3 separate regions of the Mus musculus genome follow, and regions 2 and 3 are each linked to region 1. The links are chromatin loops, found by intact Hi-C in ENCODE. Cell type or tissue: heart. All regions are shown on one strand. Region 1 has its middle 4.4 kb from the start of Cblc. Region 2 overlaps Igsf23 (immunoglobulin superfamily, member 23). Region 3 has its middle 10 kb from the start of Ceacam16.

Region 1 (8,000 bases):
GAACTCCAACCCCTCCCCCTGAACATACATACATACATACACACACACACACACACACACACACACACACACATACACACATGAAAAAAAGAAAGATGGAAGGAAGGAAATGGAAGAGAAAGGGAAGGAAAGCCAGTGTGGCGGTGTATCCCTCCTTATAAGCCCAGTTCCTAGGAAGCAGAGGCAGAGGCAGGAAAATCAATGCCAGTTCAAAGGCCAGAAATCAAAACTAAAGCAGTGCTGCCCAGATGGCTTGGAGGGTAAAGGCATTTGCTTCCAAGCCTGAAGCCTGAAGTTCACTCTTCAGGACCCAGATGGAAGAAAGAACCCAGACCTATAACTTGTCCACCAGGGCCAACTATGGCATTGTTCACACACGTGTGCATACACACAAAATGAACCAATAGACACAACAAAAACTTAAAAAGAAATGTAGATAGATAGATAGATAGATAGATAGATAGATAGATAAAAAACAGGACCCCCAAAAGTCTATGCCCTTGTTCTTCAAACCCATACATCAAATACCTTAGAATGAATTTAGTCACACAGCCACACCTAACAAACACCTAAGCATGCAGGTAAATGTAGTTTTGGGGAAAAAATTTTACGCTTATTTACTTGTGGAGATGGGGTCAGAGTGCACAGCACACGGCCAATGGTTGTCTACTTCTACTGTGTGGGTCCCAGGATCAAATTTAGGGCCCCAGGCTTGGGGACAAGTGCCTTTTTCTTTACAAAAGAAGCTTGGTTTTATCTTGGGAGGACACACCCAAGTAAAACTCACAAGTTCTGCTTCTAAAGGAAAAGAAGAAAGTGGACGGGGAGATGCTGCAGCAAGGGCAGAGGCTCATGACTTGAGTTTGGTCCCCAACACCACAAAAGACTATCATGGTATCACACACTGAATCCCAGCACTCTGGAGACGAAGGCAGGAGGATCAAGGGGATTTGTTGCCTACACTTTGAGCTCAAGGCCAGGCTGGGCCACACGAGAACCCCCCTCCCAGTTCCACCAAAGTGAAGATACCAAGCCTGTCACACCTGACCAGAGCTCTGTCCAAACCACTCCTCCAACATGGCCAAGGTAACTTCAACACCCAGGCCTTACTTTACTACTCTCTGCCATGAGAGTCAGAGCTCAGCACAGCCATGGCCCTGCAAACTGGAAACTTCTACAGACTGTGGGTGATGAGAAACTGGGGTTCAATGGCTGACCTTAGCAAACTAGTTCCCTAAAACAAAGGATCTGGCTTCTCCATGCATGGAAATCCCCTCTCTGGCCTCCCTGACCTTGACACTGGACATGTGTCCTTTCATGTCCCCTGGAGATAGGCAAAGCCAGAGGGAGAAAGAGGGTAGGGCCCTATGTGGGAGTCTCCAGCATTGAATATTGGTGATAGTCTCAGCAGACTGTGACTGCATCCAAAGTTATAGATTCAGCACCTTGACTTATGCAAACATGTGGGTGTCTGTGTGTCATATGTGTGCATGTACACAAGGAGCCTTGAGCTTAGGTGTGTTTACATGCAGTCTCATAAACCCAACCTGCATTCCACAGATTGAGCCAGATGTGTGTCAGCACACACCTCTAACCCCAGCACTCAGAAGGATGAGGCAGGAGGATTTTGTGCTCAAGCTTAACCTGGGCTACAGGGTGAGACTACGATGAAAAGCAGAGAACAGAAGGGACAGGCAGGAAGGCTCCGGGGGTTGAAGTACTTGCTTTGCAAGCTTGACAGCTGAGCTCCAATCCTAGAAGTCACACAAAAAGAGCCAAATCCTGGGCCAGCAAGGTAGCTCATAAGTAAAGATGTGTGCCGCTAAGCCTGAGGGAATTGAGTAGGAAGAGAGAACCAACTTTTGCAAGTTGTCCTCTGACCCTCACACGTACACTGCGACACAGATGGATGGAGACGGGGGGGGGGGGGGAGCGGTGAGTATCAAACTGGATGCTAAAGTGTGTATCTGTAATCCCAACATTACTAATGCAAAGTGGGAGGCCAAATCAGAAGAATCTCCTGGAAGCTCGAGATCACCACCTAGTGGCAGCACACAGCACAGCAGCAGAGCCAGTGAAAGGTGAGAATCACTCCTGAAAAAGTCCTCTGACTTCCACACTGGGTGTGCGCACACTAACAATACAACCCAACACACACACACACACACACACACACACACACACACACACACACACACACACACACTAGATAGATAGATAGATAGATAGATAGATAGATAGATAGATAGACAAACATGAAAGGAAAAGGAGAGAAAAGGTGAAAAGAGGACTCTGAGGCACAAAATGGGTAGACACTGGCTTGCTGAGTCTTCATTGTTTTTGTGTGTTCTCTTTTACTTCGTTAAGGTGGGGCTCAGCAGAAAGTCCAGGTTTTTGTTTGGTTGTTTTTGGTTGGTGTTTGTCTGTTTGTTTGTTTGTTTGTTTGTTTCTGAGACAAAGTTTCTCTGTGCAGCCCTGGCTGTCCTGAAGCTCTCTCTGTAGACCAGGCTAGCCTCAAGCTCACAGAGATCCACCTGCGTCTGCCTCCCAAGTGCTGGAATTAAAAGTGAGCACCACCACTGCCTGGTGTAGTTTTTTCTTTGCAATAAAATAAAGAAGAAAGTTCTGTTTATAGGATTTCTAAATCAGGGCCAGGGCGGTGGCTCAGGGGGAAAAGACACTTGTCGTGAAGGTCATCTGAGTTCAGATCCCCAGAACCCATGGGGAAGGCAGATGTGGCAGCACTCACCTGTCACCTGTACCATGTCATCCACATATCCCCATCCAAAACACGGACACGACTTCGTATTTTACACAAGGATAAAAAGATTGCTAAGTCTGCACTCATCTGAGTCCAGTCTGGAGAGCTGGTGTAAGTGTGTGATTTACTGCTTTGGAATGAGAGAGGGCAAGAGCACCAGGCTAGGCATGGTGGTTGTCTTAGTCAGGGTTTCTATTCCTGCAAAAACATCACAACCAGGAAGCAAGTTGGGGAGGAAAGGCTTTATTCAGCTTACACTTTGCACATTGCTGTTCATCACCAAAGGATGTCTGGACTGAAACTCAAGCAGGTTTGGGAAGTAGGAGCTGATGCAGAGGCCATAAAGGGATGTTCCTTACTGGCTTGCTTCCCCTGGCTTACTCAGCCTGCTCTCTTATAGAACCAAGACTACCAGCCCAGAGATGGTACCACCCACAATGGATCCTCCCCACTTGATCACTAATTGAGAAAATATCTTACACTGGATCTCATGGAGGCATTTCCTCACCTGAAGCTCCTTTCTCTGTGATAACTCCAGATTGTGTCAAGTTGACACACAAGACCAGCCAGTACAGTGGTGTACACATGTCATGACAGCACTTTGAAGATGGAGGCAGGAGGATTAAGAAATCAAAGCCAGGCGGGGCGGTGGTGGCACATGCTTTTAATCCCAGCACTCGGGAGACAGAGGCAGGCAGATTTCTGAGTCCGAGGCCAGCCTGGTCTACAGAGTGAGTTCCAGGACAGCCAGGGCTACACAGAGAAACCCTGCCTCAAAAAAAAAAAAAAAAAAAAAAGAAGAAGAAGAAAAGAAAAAGAAAAAAGAAAAGGAAGGAAGGAAGGAAGGAAGGAAGAAATCAAAGCCAGGAGCTGGAGAGATGGCTCAGTGGTTAAGAACACTGACTGTTCTTCCAGAGGTCCTGAGTTCAATTGCCAGCAACCATATGGTAGCTCTTAACCATCTCCAATGGGACCCAATGCCCTCTTCTAGTGTGTCGGAAGACAGCTGCAGTGTATACTCTTATAAATAAAATAAATATATCTTTTTTAAAAGAAAAAGAGAAAGAAATCAAGGCCAACCTTGGCTATGAAGAAAGTGTAAGGGTAGCCTGAGCTACATAACAGGGTGGGGAGGAGACCAGGTGGTGGTGGCACACACTTTTAATCCCAGCACTCTGAAGGCAGATAGGCAAGTGGATGTCTGAGAGTTCAAGGCCAGCCTGGTATACAATGTGATTCCAAGACAACCAGGACTGCAGAGGAAAAAACATTAAAAAAAAATAGTGTGCGGGGGTGGAGGGACTAGCATAGGAAGAAAAACTGAATTGAAGGTGTGAGCAAGGGTTTGGGTTATGACTCTGTTTAGGGTTGGAGTTTGAGTCAACAGCATCCAGAGGCATGGGAGTGTGGCCTCAGATCCCAATCAAGGGAGGCAGGAAGGTTGTTCTCAGTGTGCCCTCTAGTGGTCAGGATCAATTCAGGCCCTCATTTAAGCTCCTATGAGGTCTAAATCAATCCAAGTGTGCTGTGTCATTATCCTCTCAGACTTTCTCAGCTCCGCCAAGGCACACACCTGTCAGTCACCTGGACACTGAGGAGGCACACACCTGTTAGTCACCTGGGCACTGAGGAGACACACACCTGTCAGTCACCTGGGCATTGAGGAGGCACACACCTGTCAGTCACCTGGGCACTGCAGAGGCACAAACCTGTCAGTCATCTGGGCACTGCAGAGGCACACACCTGTCAGTCACCTGGGCACTGAGGATACACACACCTGTCAGTCACCTGGGCACTGAGGAGGCACACACCTGTCAGTCACCTGGGCACTGCAGAGGCACAAACCTGTCAGTCACCTGGGCACTGTGGAGGCACACACCTGTCAGTCACCTGGGCACTGAGGAGGCACACACCTGTCAGTCATCTGGGCACTGAGGAGGCACACACCTGTTAGTCACCTGGGCATTGAGGATACACACACCTGTCAGTCACCTGGGCACTGCAGAGGCACAAACCTGTCAGTCACCTGGGCACTGAGGAGGCACACACCTGTCAGTCACCTGGGCACTGCAGTGGCACAAACCTGTCAGTCATCTGGGCACTGCAGAGGCACACACCTGTCAGTCACCTGGGCACTGAGGATACACACACCTGTCAGTCACCTGGGCACTGAGGAGGCACACACCTGTCAGTCACCTGGGCACTGATGACACCAGTCATCTCAGCACTTCCAAGGCTAAAAGATATCACTGACAGTGTGAGGCCAGCCTGAAATATGTACAGTGACATATGTAGTCCTGACCGTCCTGGACCACATGCTTACAAATAAAAGGCTGGAGAGAGATCTCAGTGCTTAAGAGCATTGGCTGCTCTAGAAGAGGACCAGGGTTCAATTCTCAGCACCCACATGGTGATCCACAACCATTTCCAGTTCCAGGAGATCCACGGGTACTGCATGCAGGTGGTACATGCAAAATTCATGTACACACAAAACAAATTATTTAAAAATTAAAAAAAAGGGGGGGCTGGTGAGATGGCTCAGTGGGTAAGAGCACCCGACTGCTCTTCCGAAGGTCCAGAGTTCAAATCCCAGCAACCACATGGTGGCTCACAACCATCCGTAACAAGATCTGACTCCCTCTTCTGGTGTGTCTGAAGACAGCTACAGTGTACTTACATATAATAATAAATAAGTCTTTAAAAAAATAAATAAATAAATAATAAATAAAAATAAAAATAAAGAATGATGGTACAGCTGTCTCCTGAGGAGCTCTGCCAGTGCCTGGCAAATACAGAAGTGGATGCTCACAGCCATCCATTGGATGGAGCACAGGGTCCCCAATGAAGGAGCCAGAGAAAGTACCCAAGGAGCTGAAGAGGTTTGCAGCCCCATAGGAGGAACAACAATATGAACTAACCAGTATCCCCAGAGCTCACTGGGACTAAACCACCAATCAAAGAAAGCACATGGTGGGACTCATGTCTCTAGCTGCATATGTAGCAGTGGCCTAGTCTGTCATCAATGGGAGGAGAGGCCCTTGGTCCTGTGAAGGTTCTGTGCCCCAGTACAGGGGAATGCCAGGACCAGGAAGTGGGAGTGGGTGGGTTGGGGAGCAGGGCGAGGGGGGACGGGATAGGGGATTTTCGGAGAGGAAACTAGGAAAGGGGATAACATTTGAAATATAAATTTAAAAAAATATAAGTAAAAAGAAAGAAAGAAGGCGAGAGCTGGAATGATGGCCCAACAGTTAAGAGTGCTTCTGGCACTTGCAGAGGCTGGTGGATTTCTATACCTCTGGAAGCTTGAGGCTAGCCTGTTCTACATGGGCTATACTAATAAAAGAAAGAAAAGTGAAAAGAAACCCATTGTTAGTTCCTGTCTTTTCCCATATACTAATGACCCTAAATATATCATCAGTGGTATTACATATTATTAATTACAAGTTAAATTACAAATTAAAACATAATACATATTATATTTTTTTGGTTGGTTGGTGTTTTTTGTTGTTGGGTTTTTTTGTTTTTGTTTTTGTTTTTGTTTTTGTTTTTGTTTTTGTTGTTTGAGACAGGGTTTCTCTGCGTAGCCCTGGCTGTCCTGGAACTCACTCTGTAGACCAGACTCGCCTCGAACTCAGAAATCTGCTTATCTCTGCCTCCCAAGTGCTGGGATTAAAGGCGTGCGCCACCACTGCCTGACTATATTTTAATTTTTAAAGTCACCTATTCTGTATATTTCATAGGAATAGAATCATACCATACATAGTATTTTAATTTTGGTCATTTTATTGGGGAAGGAATGAGGCAGGTGATCACATAGCCCAAACCAAATCTACGAACTTGATATGTAGATGAAGTAGACTTTGAACTGGTAATTTCCCTGCCTCCTCTTCCCAAGTTAACAGGCACAGGTCACTATAATTCATGTCTGTGATTCTGGGGGTGGAACCCAGGGCTTTTTATGTTCTGGACAAACATTCACCAACTGAGCTACATCCCAACCCAGCCCCAAAGATCCCAAAGATGGGCCTTCTGTTAGGTTTTGTTTGTGTGTGTGTGTGTGTGTGTGTGTGTGTGTGTGTGTGTGTGTGTGTTGGGGATGGATTGGGTGGTTTGGGAGAAGTTTGTTTTTCTTTGGGTTTATGTCTGTTTATTTACGTGCGTGCATGACTGTGGACACATGTGGAGGTCAGAGGACAGCTCATATTACTCCCTTCTCTCCTGCCACTCTGTGGGTTCTGAGAACCAAATTCAGGCTGTCAGGATTGGTGAGGAGCACTTTCACCCAATGAGCCAAATTCCCAACCCCGTTCGGTTGTTAGAAACAGAACCTTGCTTTGTAGCCCAGGCTGGACCATAATTCAACATCTTTGTTCTCTTCTTCCTGAATAATTAGGTTTAAAATTATCTGAAAACACATTCAACTTCAATTTTTTATGTTTGTTTGTTTGTTTGTTTTGGAGACAGGATTTCTCTGTGTAACTCTGGCTTACCTGGAACTCTCAATGTGTAGACCAGGCTGGCTCTAAATCAGAAATTAGTCTCCCTCTGACTCCATCGTGCTGGGATTTTTTTTTTTTAATAATAAAAGATATTGTACCAGGCATGCCCCGTGCCTTTAGTCCAAGCATTTGGGAGGCAGAGGCAGACAGATCTCTGTGAGCTTGATGCCAGCCTGGTCTACAGAGAGAGTTCCAGGACGCCCAGGGTTGTATGGTGAGATACTGTCTAAAAAAACAAAGCTAGAACAACAAAGTGTGTGTGTGTGTGTGTGTGTGTGTGTGTGTGTGTGTGTGTGTGCTTACCCAGGGTGTCTTCAGAGGACAGAGGCTTCAGATCTCCTGGATCTGGAGTTTTTGCCAAACAGGGAGGGAGAGGAAGGGAGAGGAAGGGAGAAGGAGAGAGTGAGAGAGCAGGCAGGCTGAGGAGTCAGTACCGGGCCTAGCTGGGGTGGTGGCTGGCTTGCTGGATGCCCTGGGTGCCCTGGGGCAGAGAGAACCGTGTCCACGGCGCCCTCTGGTGGCTGTCTGAAGCATAATCAGGGCGGACCTACAGGTCTGGCAGGTTGGGGTGCAAACCTGCCCGGCAGCCACTTCCTGCAGCCCTGTGCATTCCTGAACGCCACTTTCCGCCACACCCCTTTCACCTCTTTTGAAAATCTGGGTACTTAAACTGTAACTAAATTTCCCTTACCTGCCACGGGAGCCCGAACTCCGGTGGTTCTAGTACCTTACCTCGGGGA
Region 2 (8,000 bases), 140 kb before region 1:
GCCCAACTGGGCATCTCTCAGGTGTTGTTAGTCACCCCTGTGATAGACTGCTTTCTCTTGCTGTCACAGACTAGCTGAGACTGAATAATTTATAAAGAATGGAGGTTTAAAGTCGGTCTTGTAGTTAGGGTTTCTATTGCTGTGATGAAACCCAACCACCTGATGCAACCTAGGGAAGAGAAGGGTTATCCCGGTAACAGTTCATGACAAACGGAAGTCAGGGCAGGAACCTGGAGGCAGGACCTGAGGCAGAGACCATGGAGGGACAGTGTTTACTGGCTTGTTCTCCATGCTCACCTGCTGTCTGCTTAACTCAGGACCACCTCTCAGAGGCAGCACTGTTCCTGTGAGCTGGGCTCTCCCATTTCAATCATTAATCAAGAAAAGGACTCCAGGCGATGGTAGCTCTCGCCTTTAATCCCAGCACTTGGGAGGCAGAGTTAGGTGTATCTGAGTTCGAGGCCAGCCTGGTCTACAAAGGGAGTTCCAGGACAGCCAGGGCTACACAGAGAAGCCCTATCAAAAAAAAAAAAAAAAAAAAAAAGGAAGAAGGGAGAGAGAGAGAGAGAAGAAAACAAAGAAAAGAAAAACTGACCCCGCAGACTTGCCTATGGGCCAATCTTATAGAGATTTTTCTAAATTGAGGTTCCTACTTTCCCAAAAACTTTAGCTTGAGTCAAGGTGCCAGAAAAAAGAAAAGTAATCAGAATAGTGGGGATGGTAATATAGGCCTGTAGTCTCAGCACTCAGGAAACAAAGCAGGAACTGCAAAGTCCAGGGCTCTAGCATGTGCTTGAGGCCAACCTGGGTACATGGAATTCTGTCTCAAACACACGCCCTATATTTTAAAAATGACATTTGTGTGGAAGAAAGTTTTAGAGGTTAAGAGCTAGCTAGCATTTGGTGAGGGGCCCGTATTTCCTGTTACCTGGTAGATGGTTTCACTTAGCAATATAGAACAAGAGGGAGAGGCAGGAGGGTCACCCACCTGAGCAGCTCAGGGAGTGACACTCTGTCTTAAAATAAAGAGCAGAAGCAAAGCTACAATAGAACTCAGTGCTAGAGCCCCTGACTAGAATCCCCCAGTGAAGGGCTGGGGGCGTGACTCAGTGGGAGAGTCCCTGTCTAGAATCCCCCAGTGAAGGGCTGGGGGCGTGGCTCAGTGGGAGAGTCCCTGCCTAGAATCCCCCAGTGAGGGGCTGGAGGCGTGGCTCAGTGGTAGAGCCCCTGCCTAGAATCCTCCAGTGAGGGGCTGGGGGTGTGGCTCAGTGGGAGAGTCCCTGTCTAGAATCCCCCAGTGAAGGGCTGGGGGCGTGGCTCAGTGGTAGAGCCCCTGCCTAGAATCCCCCAGTGAGGGGCTGGGGTGTGGCTCAGTGGTAGAGCCCCTGCCTAGAATCCCCCAGTGAAGGGCTGGGGGCATGGCTCAGTGGGAGAGCCCCTGCCTAGAATCCCCCAGTGAAGGGCTGGGGGTGTGGCTCAGTGGTAGAGCCCCTGCCTAGAATCCCCCAGTGAGGGGCTGGGGGCATTGCTCAGTGGTAGAGCCCCTGCCTAGAATCCCCCAGTGAGGGGCTGGGGGCATGGCTCAGTGGTAGAGCCTCTGCCTAGAATCCCCTAGTGAGGGGCTGGGGGCGTGGCTCAGTGGTAAGAGCCCCTGCAAGGATTCCCCAGTCGGTAAAAAGCATCTGTCACCAAATCTAATGAGCTGAGTTTAAGCCTCAGAACCCACATGGTAGGAGGGAACCAGCTCCAACAAATTGTCCTCTGACATCTTCATACATCCTCCATACCCCACAAACACACATAAAGTAAAAATAAGTTTTAAAGAAATATACTAAAGAAATTTTAAAACAAAATGCTCAGTTATTTTTGGTGAATGAGGCATATACCTTTAATCCCAGCACTCAGGAGGCAGAGGCAGGTAAATCTCTGTGCATTTGAAGGCAGTCTGGTCTACATAGTAAGTTCCAGGACAGCCAGAGCTATATAGGGAGACTCAATATAAAAACAACAAATCAAGCAAAATAATAATAATAATAATAATAATAATAATGCCTCAGCTATAATAGAAATAGTTTAATATAAGTGTCCCTAGCTTTACTGAATACTTAGTAGCCTGGTATTATTATTACTAGTATAATTAATTCTGTGACTACTGACACTGTACTGGCCACATGCAATGGAACATAGGAGCTTGTGAACCCCAGTAGGGCTGTACTAATGAATGCATGAATGACAGAGGGTGAATGAATGCATGAGTGAATGAATGAATGTGTGAATGAATGAATTAGAGTGAATGAATGAATGTGAGTGAATGAATGAATTAGAGTGAATGAATGAATGAGAGAGAAAGAGAGAGAGAGAGAGAGAGAGAGTATGTGTGTGTGTGTGTGTGTGTGTGTGTGTGTGTGTGTGTGTGTGTGTGTGAATGTATGCATGTAACTGTGTGGGGCAGAAGAGATGCCAGTGTCTCTGGGAGGTCACCTGGAGGTCTTGCTCTCTGTTCCCACAGACAATCCCAGCCTGATCCCACTGGTGACCTTCCCCGAGTCTTCCAAGGGCATAATCTACAGTGACCTTAACTACTCTGTGATCCTGCAGTGGATGGTGACCATGAACCCAGAGCCTGTGCTGAGCTGGACCTTTGATGGAAAGCCATGTGGAACTGGGGAGAAGCTATTTATCCGGCGACTGTCCCCAGATCAGCTGGGCACTTACCTGTGCATAGCCAGGAACACAGACAAAGAGCTGGTCTCTGAGCCGGTGACTGTCTCATTGAGCCGTAAGTGTCCCCCGCGATCTCTGTACCCACATGGGTCTACAGCTGGCTTCCTGTAGCCACCCCAGATCTTTATAGCCAAAATGTCACTCCATGTTTTCTTCTACTTGGTAGGCTGTGGCTTAGTCATTTTTGTTGTTGTTGTTGTTGTTGTTGTTTTGTTTTGTTTTGTTTTTAATTTTCTCTCATGTGTATCTGCGTGAATGTCTGCATGTGTATCTCTGTACACATGAAGGCCAGAGGCTGATAGGTCTTCCTTAATGGCTCCCCACCTTGTTCACTGAGGCAGGGTTTCTCAGCTGAACTCAAAGCCCACCGATACTAGCCTAGATGGCCAGGTGTTCTGGGATTCATCTCCAACTCCCCATCACCTCTCAGGTTCTGGGATTAGAAGCAGGTCATATGCCTGACATTTACTGTGAGTCCAGAAGGTCCCAACACTGCTCCTCGCATTGCCCAGAGAGTACTTTATCCTTTAGCCCATCCCCCCAGCCCTTCCTTAACCCATTTTATATATGACAGACTTGGTCTTGGGGGTCCTTAGCCGATACCCTCCCCTAACACCACCAAAGTCCAACTTGGTGAAGGGATGAGTTTTATTGGGGTTACTTACATAAATGTGGGTGAAGTGTTACTAACAGGAACACAGAGGACTCAAAGACAGCTTTTATCACCCAAGCCCACCCCAGCATGAGTGACAGCTTACAAAGCTGGGAACCTGGAGCCCAGCACGGAGACAGCCAGGAGTGTCAGCTTCAGCACAGGACACCCCAGGACCACGTTCTCAGATGGGGAGGGGAACAAGGGAGAGGGGGAGGAGGTATGTGTCCCAGAGATACAAAGGACTGGCTCTGGACAGAAAGAAAATAGAGGTGACCGTGGGGAAATGGCTATTTATAAAGGTACAAGAAGCCCTGCAGTAGGATAGGTGCTTAATTTTTGTCGGGCATGTTAATTAGGGTAGCCAAAGGGAGCTTTTGATTGCTGGACTTCAATACTTTGATAGCTGGATCTAGGTAGTCTGCTTCAGGGGATGTGGCCAAATAAGGGAGTAGACCTTGGTGGCTAGCTTTAGGAATATAACCTAACAATTTTTAGCAAGTCAGAGGGAATAGGGGAGAAGGGCAAGGCCTGCCAGAGCCGTGATAGTCTTGCTGGGGCTGGCAGGGTCCTTCAGGTTTACCTGCGGGTGTCTCCTCAGCTGGGCTTGTCTAAGAGCTTGTCAGCAGCCACTACTTAGATACACTTACCAGGAGCCTACAGTCAGTTCCAGAGACTGGGGAGCTGTTTGGAGTTACTTGCTTCCTGCCTTAAGGACCTTTATCTCCAGGCTGGAGGCTTTCACACCCGCCCTCCTCCAGGACTTCCTGTTGTTACACTTTGCTTTTACATCCTGTGTCTGAAGAAGTTTCCTAGGCAGGTGACGGTGGCACATACCTTTAATCGCAACACTCTGTGGGAGGCAGAGGCAGGTGGATTGCTGCCCGGGGAGGGGGGGGCGGGGGGGGGCGGGGGGCGGGGGGCGGGGGGGCGGGAGGGGGGACCCTGCCAGCCCCAGCAAGACTATCACGGCTCTGGCAGGCCTTGTCCTTCTCCCCTATTCCCTCTGACTTGCTCTCCATGGGGTGTGGTGGTCATGTTTTCCACGGGGCGGCTGGAACCAGGCAGGTTGCCAGGCCTATGGAGTGCAACAGGCAAGCTAGGCACAGTGGGCTGCTAGGAGCCAAGGGGGGGAGGGACCTAGCAGGAAGTGGTGCAATAGGCTAGAGCAGCTTCAGTGATGAATGCTGAATGCGGAGAGAATTTTCTTCCCCAAGGTGTTACATACAGCTCTATAAGACAGACACTCCAGACAGTCTTCGGTGAAATAACTCATGCACTTTATTCCTTGTGGGTAGAGTCTTATATACATTTTGGGGTGGGTGGAGTCTAAAGGCAGATGTTTCCTATTGGCTTGGTCTGAGATCTTAGGGACGCGTCATCTGCATGTGGAAGGACTTCAGGTGTTGTCCCTACTTGACTGATTGCCCAGTCCTCTCCATGGGGTGTGGTGGTCATGTTTTCCAGGTCAGGAACCTGGTTGGGAGTAGATTAAACGCCTACCATTCTCAGCTATGAGAATTACTGGGATTTCTGAATCTGCTCGACCTTTCCAAGTTTTCTGTCCGGTGGCACTGTCCACTGCCCCACAGGGGTTGGGAGAGGAAGAGGAGAGAGAGAGAGAGAGAGAGAGAGAGAGAGAGAGAGAGAGAGAGAGAGAGAGAGAGAGATGGATGAGCTTGGAAATAGGAGGAAGAGATGGGTGTGTGGAAACCACAGTGTACAGAGGAGCCTGAGTTCTAAGTTGACAGGAATCAGGGTGTAGAGGTGGAGGGTGGCTCCTTCAGTCTCCTCTCCCCTCGGTTCCCAGCAGCCACCGGGGCTCCCACAGTTCCGGCTCCCACAGTTGCCTATCCCATGAAGCCGAACGACTACATGTCGGTCTCAGGAGGATCCGCCATAGCCCTCATCGTAGCGGCCACCATCGGAGGATTAGTCCTGATCGGATCTGTCTGCTTCTATATACTGCTGGCACTTAAGGTAATTGCGTTCCTCCCACTGGTCCACCAGAGGACATCCACTCCAGCCCACTTGAGCTCAATTTGAGTCGCTCTACCAGTGGAATAAGCTAAATTCTATTCCCAGCTTTATAGGTGAGGCACAGACAAGTCAAAACATCAATTCCGAACCACACAGCCAGGGAACAGCAACAATTTAAACTCTGACCAAAAGAACAAAACAAAACAAAACAAAACACCAACCCAACCGACCCATGGGAAAGAATGACTTTGACCCCAGAGGTGCCCATCTGACTCACTAATACCCAAAGTGACAAGAGAAGCTCTAAGGGCTTGCTCAGCTGCCGTGGCTCACATCCGTTTAGGGAAGCTGTAGAGAAGTGGAGTCCCTTTGGGGCTCAGTGTGCCCATCCGCAAAATGGGAATGGTCATAACCACACCCAACCCACAGACCGACATGAATCTGAACCAGCTTTAAGCAGTAGTGGGCTTTGTGAGTGCCTCATCCCATCCACTCTGTGTGTCATGAGGGAGGCAAACATGATCAACAAAAATGAGTATGAAGGATGGGAACTCAGGAAGGGAGATAGGTAGCATGGGGGGGGGGGGAGAGCATCAGGGGGCGATGACAGAGAGGGAGGACCCATCCTGCAGAGAGAGAAGACAGCTAAACAAAGCCTTGGGCAGCAGAGAGGGTTTTGGCTGGCAAATTAACCTGCTGCCAAGTCTGAGGGTCTGAGTTTGATCTCCAGGAACCAACATGGTGGGAGGAGATGATGCCGGAGCATGCACACATATGTACACAACTGGAAATTATAAAATAATGCTTAGGGCCTCTACATATGAATTTGGAGGGATCGCAGAGCAACACATAGCAGTGATGTACTCTCTCTTTCTCCCCTCCCTCCTCCATCCCCTTCCAATCTTTACTGCCGAACCCACAGAAATAAGGAACGTGCAGCTAAGCCATGAGCTCATGAATCTCTACCCGAAGCCGATCCCAGGACAGGAGTCTCAGGACAGGAAGACATGGCCCTTGTCAAGCTCCACCTCCCTCCCATTTGTGCCCAAGATGTCCCCAGCTAAATAAAGCCTTTTCTATCTTCCTGCCGGCTGCCAACACCCCATCTTCACAGTCCACCTATTCCGGGAACACTGTCTCTATTCTTCTGCCTCGTGGACTGCAAACAAGAGAAACTCCCTGGCTTAGTTGAAGGGAGGGGAGGGAGAACAGGAGGAAGAATTTGACAGAAGTCATGAAGATTTCCCAGAATCCAAGGGTGTATCTGTCAGCCTCAGCAAGGTAACGAATTGCCTCTGGAATCTAGCAGCTTGAAATAACAGCCATTTGTGCCGATTGCAATTCTGTGGCTTCGGCTGTAGGTTAGGCTCGGCAGGTGGGGGCTTGCTGCAGTATCTGTGGTCCAGTGACTGTCTGGAGGGGCAACATCAGTGGAAACAGCTGGCATTCCTTGGTGTCCTCTTATGTTCAGAAAGGTAAACGCCAACCGATTACGAGGCCTCTGGTTCAGAACCTAACACCATCGTTGCCATCCCATTGGCTGGAGGAAGTCACATGACCGGCCCAAGAGGTGGGGGCCCTGGCTCTACCTCTTCCTGCTCTCAACCCACCTTCTCTTCCTTACAGTCTTGCTCTTAAGGAATTCACGTGCTGTGTCTTCTTCACAGCCCCCTCCCTCTTTTCTCCTTTCTCTTTCATTGCGTTATCCCAGAATTTCTGTCCCTGGGAGTTGACCAACTCAGCCAGCTTGCTTACAACATGTAACATCTGTTGGACTGATGTTTTTGTACACTTTGTAAAGATGTGTCTCTGTCCTTATTTGCCTGCCCAAAGCACCTTCTGATTGGTCAAAATAAAAAGCCTATAGCAAAAGGCAGCGTAGTTAGTAAGATGGGACATCTGGCAGAGAGAGGAACTCTGGGAAAGAGAGAAAAACACGAGAGATTTGCCACCCAGCCTGAGAGGAAGCTGGACTACGAAACTGAGGCGCTATAACCAACCATGTGGCAGACACAGACCAGTAAAGCAGGTTAATACCAGTTTGGAGCTAGTTGGGGAGCAAGCCTAGCATAGAGCCTAGGCATTTATTAGTAAACGCAAGCCTCTGTGTCGTTATTCTATTCGGGAGCTGGAGCAGGCATAGAAAAGCCAGAATGGTTACAGATGTCCCTGGTTTCCTACTGCGATGGGCACAGAGATACAGGACGCCATCACAGGACCTGGGACAGCAGAAAACGTATTGCCCTGCCTTGCAAGCTGAACAGGGCACAGAATATTTCTTCTGAGTGTAGAGGTTGTTCTTGCTTATTTTCTAAATAAAAATCTAGATTACTGCCGGGAGATGGTGGTACACGCCTTTAATCCCAGCACTTGGGAGGCAGAGGCAGGTAGATTTCTGAGTTCGAGGCCAGCCTGGTCTACAAAGTGAGTTCCAGGACAGCCAGGGCTACACAGAGAAACCCTGTCTCGAAAAACCAAAATAAATAAATAAATAAATAAATAAATAATTTAAATCTAGGTTACTGATATGCCTAGAAAAAGAGAGGTCACGGCAGGCCCCCAGAAATTCATGGTGCTCTTGTGGATGGCATTTTGTGGGGGGTTCTTCAGGATTGGGTTTCTGAGACATGGTCTCACTTTGTAA
Region 3 (8,000 bases), 71 kb before region 1:
TTGTGTCAACTTGACATAGGCTGGAGCTACCACAGAGAAAGGAGCCTTTCTTGAGGAAACGCCTCCATGAGATCCATTTTCTCAATTAGTGATCAAGGGGGCAGGGCCCATTGTGGGTGGTGGTGCCATCCCTGGGCTGGTAGCCTTGGGTTCTATAAGAGAGCAGGCTGAACAAGCCAGGGGAAGCCAGCCATTAAGGAACATCCCTCCATGGCCTCTGCATCAGCTCCTGCTTCCTGACCTGCTTGAGTTCCAGTCCTGACTTCCTTTGGTGATGAACAGCGGTTTGGAGGTGTAATCTGAATAAACCCTTTCCTCCCCAACTTGCTTCTTGGTTTTGATGTTTTGTCCAGGAATAGAAACCCTGACTAAAATAATAGTGCATACCTTTGATCCCAGCAATCAGGAGGCAGAGAGGCAGGCAGATCTCTGTGAGTTTGAGGCCAGCTTGGTTGGTCTACAGAGCAAGTTCCAAGACAGCCGGGGCTACATAGAAAACCCTTGCCTTACAAAAACAAAAGATGAATAAAATTTTAAAGTAAATTAAAGATAATAAATAGCAAGCAAAAGGTAAATAGCAAAACACTATCAAAGCAGATGCTCACAATATCCAGTGGGAACCTACCTACTGGGCATGGACATCAGGCGTCAGCAGTGGCCCCACTCAGCTTCTCTCCATGGAGGAGCTCCTGGCTCCTCTCTGTGCAGACACCTTTATATCAGAGGACAAAGGATAACAGCCTCGGGCTGGAGAGTTGGCTCAGCCATTAAGAGCACGTGCTTCTTTTCCTAGAGGACCTGAGTTCCATTCCCAGCACACCTGCCTGTAACTCCTGCCTGTAACTCCTGCCTGTAACTCCTGCCTGTTACTCCTGTAGTCACAGACACATTCACACAATAAAAATAAAAGTAAAAGAAGAAGAAGAAGAAGAAGAAGAAGAAGAAGAAGAAGAAGAAGAAGAAGAAGAGGAGGAGGAGGAGGAGGAGGAGGAGGAGGAGGAGGAGGAGGAGGAGGAGGAGGAGGAGGAGGAGGAGGAGGAGGAGGAGGAGTAAGACCTTGGAAATGACTTGTCTTCTAGCTGTCCTCAAAGACATAATACTTTTTAAAAAAAAAGATTTACTTATTTATTTATTTGTTTAATGTATATGAGGACACTGTAGCTGTGCAGATGGTTGTGAGCCATCATGTGGTTGCTGGGAATTGAGGACCTCTCACTCTGGCCCCACTTGCTCCAGCCCAAAGATTTATTTATTATTATATGTAAGTACACTGTAGCTGTCTTCAGGCACCCCAGAAGAGGGCATCAGATCTCATTACGGATGGTTGTGAGCCACCATGTGGCTGTTGGGATTTGAATTCAGGACCTTCCGAAGAGCAGTCAGTGCTCTTAACCACAGAGCCATCACTCCAGCCTCAACATAATGCTTTTTTACTCTTGAGTTGTTTTGCTGTCTTTTCCTCCCTGCTACTGAGGTAGGGATGTTTAGCCCTTCCCCAGACAAGGGGCCTTGGGGGACACTGAGACAAACATGCTCGGGTCTGACGTGGGGGGTGTTTAAGCTCCAAGAGCTTAAACAGAGGAGTTCAATTCTCAGCACCTACACTGGGCCGTTCACAACTGCCTGTGACTCCAGCTTCAGAGGATCCAGCGCCCTCTTCTGGCCTCCTCAGGTCCTACACTCATGTGCACAACCCCCCTGCTCCCCACCCCACCCCACACATACACATAAAAATAAGTCTCTAAGCCAGGCCTGGTGGCACACGCTTTTAATCCCAGAACTTGGGAGATGGAGAAACCCTGTCTCAAAAAGATTGAAATAAATAAAATTTTAAAATCAGTTTAAAAATCAACAAAATCAATGACAAAATCCTGTATAATTTATTAAATATTATGTATATAATATGCTGTATCACATAATATCATATTCTATATTATATATTTTGTGGGTAGGCCATGACCTCTGACCTCAGATTTTCAAGAGTCTTAGTCTATACATTGCCACCTTGTGACTGGAGACACTGGGGCTGGAGAGCCGATGTGGCTGTCTCGAGGCAGCACGCTGGTGATGGGAAGGAAAGGTTGTTTGTTGTTGTTGTTGTTGTTGTTGTTGTTGTTGTTGTTGTTGTTGTCAGGATGAGCTGGATTTTGCTGCAGTAACAATTAGCCCCGTGCTGTCCCCAGCTTGAAAAGCTTGTAAGATTTATTTTTTTCCCCTCCTACAAGTTTGTCTCAGGTGGATAGGTGTGACAAGGGTCAGAAGAACTCAGCTGCATGTGGACATCTTCAGAAATGAGGCTGACAAGGTTACTCACTGTAGCAGGGAAAAGCAGGGCACGTGGGTGTGCACCCAGCGATTTTTATAACACACGTTCCCCCTCCCCCCCAAAAGCTGGAAATAAGGCTTCCACTCACTTTCCATTGGCTGAATAAAGTCACATGGTACTGAGTTCTATAAAGACCGCAGTCTTGCAAATCTCCTCCGACCGGAAGTGGGAGACCTGGAGTACTGTATGCATCCTGGGAATTGAACCCTGATCCAGCTCCCCTGACAAAAATATCTAAGCAAGCCTGCCCTGCTTAAGTTATTTTTTCCATGGACTCCATTTATCCAGCAGACACTGAACCAGAGCATAGAGGCTAGGGGCAAACCGCAAGTGCCGATAGATGCGACGAGGGTAACCTTGGCAGAGGCTGGTTGTAGATTGAAAAGGGAGGGTTAGAAAGCAGGAAGGGTGAAGAGAAACCCATCCATTCATGAGCTCCACACGTATTTATTGAGCACCTGCTGGATACAGCACTGTTTTAGGTCCCAGGAGACATCTATATAACCAAAACAGAGACCTCTTCCTTGGGGGGCTGAGCTCCCCGCAAGGAGACTACGGGACAATCGAAGAGGTGCGGACCAAACCACAGAGGTGACATTGTTGGGAAGGGGAGCAATGGAATAAATGTTCAGACCACTAAGATATTTGTGCTTCTGTGTCCATAAACTAAAAACAGGCCAGCAAGATGGCTCAGTGGGTAAAGGGCCTTGCGGCCAAGCCTCGTGGCCTGAGTTTTGCTCTCTGGTACCCACACATTGGAAGGAGGGAACTGACTTCTACATACGACATACACACAATAATAAGTAAGTGGGTTTTTTGGTTTGGCTGGGAGATATATATCGGAAGGAGTGTGAAAAGCAGTCATTCTTGAATCCAGGAACCTGCAGATCCCACACAGTTCATTAAGTAGGTGTGCATGCTGAACCAGCAGGAGGCAGCAAAGGCTAACACATAGCCCGCCTAGCACAAACTCGGCCACAACCTGATGCCCACCCCAACCCCCATCTCCCACCCCACTTTCCCCACCTTGTGAGTATTCACAGCCCACTCTACTGCCTCCTGTCAAAATACCCAACCTTGATCAGCCTCTGCCTGCAGCAAGAACAAATGCTATCAGCCCCTGAACTTAGCTTTCCCAGTCCCCACAGCCCAGCTTAGACCAGGCAGCTCCCCTCCCCTCCACCTCAGCCTCTCCATGGCCTGTCTTTCTCCCCACGCAAAGCAGCCCAAGGAGCTTTGTTCACTCCAAAAATCAACCCTTCCCCTCCCTGTCTGGAACAGGCCATTGCACCCAGTGCCTTTAAAGACAAACTTTTCAGGCTGGGTGTGAGGTGCACCCCTTTAATCCCAGCACTGGAGGGGCAAGGGGGGAGCAGGAGCAGGTGGGTCTCTATGAGGTCAAAGCCAATCTGATCTACATAGTGAGTTCCACGCCAGCCAAGACTACATAGAGAGACCCTGTCTCAAAAACCGAAACAAACAAGCAAACAACCTCCCCCCCCCCAAAAAAAATAGCAGCAGTATGGTGGTACACACCTGTGATCCCAGTGGGGACTTCTGGTCCCCCTTTAGTATTCTGTACCCCTTATCCCCACTTTGGGATCCACAGAACTGAACTGCCTTCTGTACCCCAAAACTCAACCTGGGGCTCTCCTCTCCCTCTCTCTGGAAGAATGCAAACAAATACAAAAGAGAAGGACCCAAAGTGTAACCAAAGCAGGTGTCAAGGAGGACGGGATTCCAGGCAACGCAGCCTGAGCTGGGTGTCCTTGACTGGAACTGGGCAGCAGCAGGGGTCCCTGTCACCGGCCCCTGCCACTCCCAGGATACAGTCAGCTTTTAAAAGATAGTGGCTCCTTGTTTGACAAAAGAGGAAGTGGGCCTGGGGAAGGAAGTAGGCTGGGCTCTGAGCCCAGAGTCAAAATGATTCAGGGGGGAAACCTTCTGTTCGGAAGCCACCTCTGTGGGCGAAAGGTCCTGTGCCCGCTTACAGGGTCACAGGATCATCCCGCATAGACTGGTGATCAGAAGTGTAGACGCCTCTCCCAAAACAGCAGACTTCCATGAACTCCCAAGGGCACCAGGGACGGTGTGCAGGCCTCTGTAGGGTCACAGGGGTGACCTCATCCTGCCCCTGTGGTTGGTGATGAGCTGAGATGGAGGTAGCCCTGGGCCAGGAAGTGAAGGCCAGAACTGAAAGCAGCCGTCCACAGCACACCAGTCGGGAAGAGAGAAACCAGTGCAGAGTTAGTATTCAGAGACTTTCTGCTATCTGTCTGTCTGTCTGTCTGTCTGCCTGTCTGCCTGGCTGTCTGTCTTGGAACTCATTCTGAATATCAGTCTGGCCTCAGACTCACAGAGATCCTCCTGCCCCTGCCTCCCTTCCAGGTGCTGGGGTCACAGGCCAATTGGGCCGCCATGGTTGGCTTTCTTTGCTCTTATACAATCCAGGGCCTCAGACCAGGGAATGGCACCTCTCACTTTGAGGTGAGTCCTCCCACATCCATTAACACAGTCAGACAATCCCCCACAGACACTCCAGAGGCCATGCTGCTGCCCTCAACAGTCACTCAGAGACTCACTTCCCGGGTGATTTTTCAGGGTGTGTGAAGTTGAGACATTAATCATCACACTGGAGGATTCTAGGTGGTTCTCTACCTCCAAAGTCGGCCTTCCCTGTTTGAAGTGAGTCCTCCATACACACTTCCCAGGCCCCAAATCATGGGTTCTACCAACTATGCCCAATATACGCATGAGGGACTGGAGATGAACCTGCATCTTCACGCCACCTTAAAAGCTGGCTTGGCCCTCTGTCTATAACCCCAGCGCAGAAGGGCAGAGACAGGAGGATCACTGGAACTGGCTGGCAGCCGGCCTAGCTCTGGGTTCAGCAAGAAACCCTGCCTCAGGGAACAGGTGGAGATGTGGACATCCCTTGTTTTCTTAGGGGCCAGGGAGGGGGTCGGAAACACACATATGCACCGACCCACACAACATACAGTGGAGAAAGTGCCTGCTTTTTGAGGAATGAGGGCCTGGGTTCAGATGCCTGGCATCAAGGTCAAAAGCCAAGTGTGACAACTCGTGCCCAAACCCTAGCACTGGGGTGGACGTGGTGGTGGTGAAGGAGGGGTGTCTACGCTCACCAGCCAGGCAGAGCACAGAAATGGTGTGCTCTAGGCTCAGTGAAAGACCCTGGCTCGAAAGAAAGAAAGAAAGAAAGAAAGAAAGAAAGAAAGAAAGAAAGAAAGAAAGAAAGAAAGAAAGAAAGAAAGGAGGGAGGGAGGGAGGGAGGGAGGGAGGGAGGGAGGGAGGGAGGGAGGGAGGGAGGGAGGGAGGGAGGGAGGGAGGGAGGGAGGGAGGGAGGCAGGCAGGCAAGAAAGAAAGCAAGCAAGAAAGCAGGTTGGGTGCACAGCTTTGACCCTAGCCCTTTAGAGACAGAGACAGGTTGATCTCTGTGAGTTTGGGGCCAGCCTGATCTACGTAGAGCGTTCCAGACCAGCGGGGGGGGGGGGGGAGTGCATAGTGAGACCCTGTCTCAAAAAAAAAAGTAAAAATTGTAAAAAAGAAAGAAAATAAAAGGGAAAGGTGATCGCTAGACATGGAGCTATAGCACGGCATTTACCTAGTCTGCAGGGGGTCCCGAGTTCAACTCCTACTGCCTACATGAAAAATTAACAACCGTTGTGTTGTGTGGGACAGGAGAGACAGCACCCACGTGGTGACTCACAACCACCTGCAACTCCAGTTCTGGGGGTCAGACATCCTCTCCAGGCTATTTCAAGCACTACATGCATGTGGAAGCTAAATATAATACACACACAATAAAAATAAAGGTTAATAATAACAGTAGTAATAATGATGTGTTGATCAGTCGTGGAAGATACCTGACAGATATCATCCACCTCTAGCTTCACAAGGACTTGTAGACAGACGGGCAGACAGACAGACAGACAGACACACACACACACACACACACACACACACACGAAGTCCTGTGTCTCTGATGAACATGTGCAGGTTTTTTCTTGCTGTGGTTCCTACAGCGGCAGTGTGACAGGGCAGCTGTACCCATGTGACAGCCTTTGGTATGCTGAGTTGTACTGAAATGGCTGAGTGCACCCAGGAGGCTATGGTAGGTCTAGGACCAATGCTACTATTGATCAACATTGTCAGCATCTTGGGCTTGGGTAGCCATGGAGTTGATTCCAAATCCCACCCAGAACCTTCTGCCATCAGGTGGAGATGAGGGGATGGGGACTATGATTGGCTGTGAGTGTGACAGGCATAGGAGTGTGGGGACACAATGATGGATGCCACCTTCTATTTGAAATAAATACATTCGATTTCCGTAATAACCTTTTTTTTAAAAAAAAGTTTTTTAAAAAGATTTATTTATTATTGTATATAAGTACACTGTAGCTGTCTTCAGACACCAGAAGAGGGTGACAGATCTTATTATAGATGGTTGTGAGCCACCATGTGGTTGCTGGGATTTGAACTCAGGACCTTCAGAAGAGCAGTCAGTGCTCTTAACCACTGAGCCATCTCTCCAGCCCCAAAAAGAGTTTTTTATTTAATGTATGAGTATCTGCATGTACACCTGCATGTCAGAAGAGGGCCCAGGATTTCACTATAGATGGTTGTGAGCCACCATGTGGTTGCTGGGAATTGAACTCAGGACCTCTGGAAGGGCAGCCAGTGCTCTTAACCGCTGAGCCATCTCTCCAGCCCAATACCATCTTTTAAGATTTAAGGTGTGTGTGTGTGTGTGTGTGTGTGTGTGTGTGTGTGTGTGTGTGTGTGTGCCCCTGGAGGTCAGAAGAGGGAATCAGATCAGAGAGAGACCCTGGAGCTGGAGTTACAGATGCCTGGTGTGAGTGCTGGGAACTGAACTCAGGTCCTCGGCAAGAGCAGTGAGTTCAGGTGGTGGTGCACAGCTGTGAGCCCAGTGTTGGAGGGGGTGGGGCTGAAGACTATGTCTAAAAGTAATAATGAAAAACCCCACAGACTCTTTCCCAGCCCAGGACCTTTGCATCTACTGTACTATGCATTGGGGAAACATACTTTCCCCCCTATACCTGCAGGCTCCCTATCACCTCAGTCACGCCTTGCCTTACTTCCTCAGGGACCTGCTAACGTCCGTAGCTGAAAGAGTGACCTGTGTCCTCCCTATCCTCCTGACTCGTCTTATCTTCCTGTCTCGAGGCATTATGGCACTAATCGTTCTCTGACACTATAGGCTAAGTAGGGTTTGTTTGGTTTTTCTTTTTTCTTTTTAATTATTGCTCATATCCTCCAATAAGATTTAGCCATATAAGAGAACAGATCTGTCTGTCGTCTGTGTCCCCAGCGGTTTGGCATGGAGTCAGTGCTCAATAAATATTTGCTAGGTGATTAAATGACTTGGAAATCCCCGAGCAAGAAGATCAGGGAAGGTGCCAAAGGGATGGGGACAAGAGGCTGTTTGGTTAGCTGAGAGCATGCATGTTTCTGTGTGTGTGTGTGTGTGTGTGTGTGTGTGTGTGTGTGTGTGTATGTGTGTGTGTATGTGTGCGCGCGCGCACTTGTGCACATGCGCGGGCGTGTGTCTGTGATTTTATATGTGGTGCAAATCAAAGGTTTTGTATGTGATAACCAAGTTGTCTGCCACTGAGCCACGTCCCCAGCCCCT

What was found. Hi-C counts contacts between places; a loop is a spot of excess contacts. Peaks named below come from ENCODE experiments on the same cell type or tissue, not always from the same donor. Only the 100,000 strongest peaks of a DNase experiment are listed, where the experiment ranks them.
Region 2: it touches region 1 in a loop (2.6-fold over the local background); 3 of 42 quality-filtered maps call a loop at or near these places.
Region 3: a loop joins it to region 1, with 6 times the contacts of the local background. A loop is called at or near these places in 25 of 42 quality-filtered maps.

Annotation. Positions count from the first base shown.
Region 1 is chr7:19,797,175-19,805,174 of GRCm38, reverse strand. No RefSeq gene overlaps it. Among named protein-coding and RNA genes, the nearest start is that of Cblc, 4.4 kb to the right of the region's middle. In heart, CTCF peaks have their summits at 2,050 (motif pointing left), 4,232 (motif pointing left) and 7,796 (motif pointing left); DNase peaks (open chromatin) are centred at 2,044, 4,269 and 7,764; H3K4me3 peaks cover 278 bases; H3K27me3 peaks cover 1,201 bases.
Region 2 is chr7:19,936,529-19,944,528 of GRCm38, reverse strand. It overlaps Igsf23 (immunoglobulin superfamily, member 23), which reads left to right. Exons shown (of 5, transcript NM_027308.2): 3 at 2,510-2,779; 4 at 5,187-5,356; 5 at 6,279-7,224. The coding sequence ends at 6,284. Among named protein-coding and RNA genes, the nearest start is that of Igsf23, 10 kb to the left of the region's middle. In heart, a CTCF peak has its summit at 4,439; DNase peaks (open chromatin) are centred at 4,438 and 6,412; H3K4me3 peaks cover 780 bases; H3K27ac peaks cover 2,253 bases.
Region 3 is chr7:19,867,690-19,875,689 of GRCm38, reverse strand. It overlaps a transcript of Ceacam16 not described here. Among named protein-coding and RNA genes, the nearest start is that of Ceacam16, 10 kb to the right of the region's middle. In heart, CTCF peaks have their summits at 1,619 (motif pointing left) and 3,234 (motif pointing right); a DNase peak (open chromatin) is centred at 4,249; H3K27ac peaks cover 425 bases.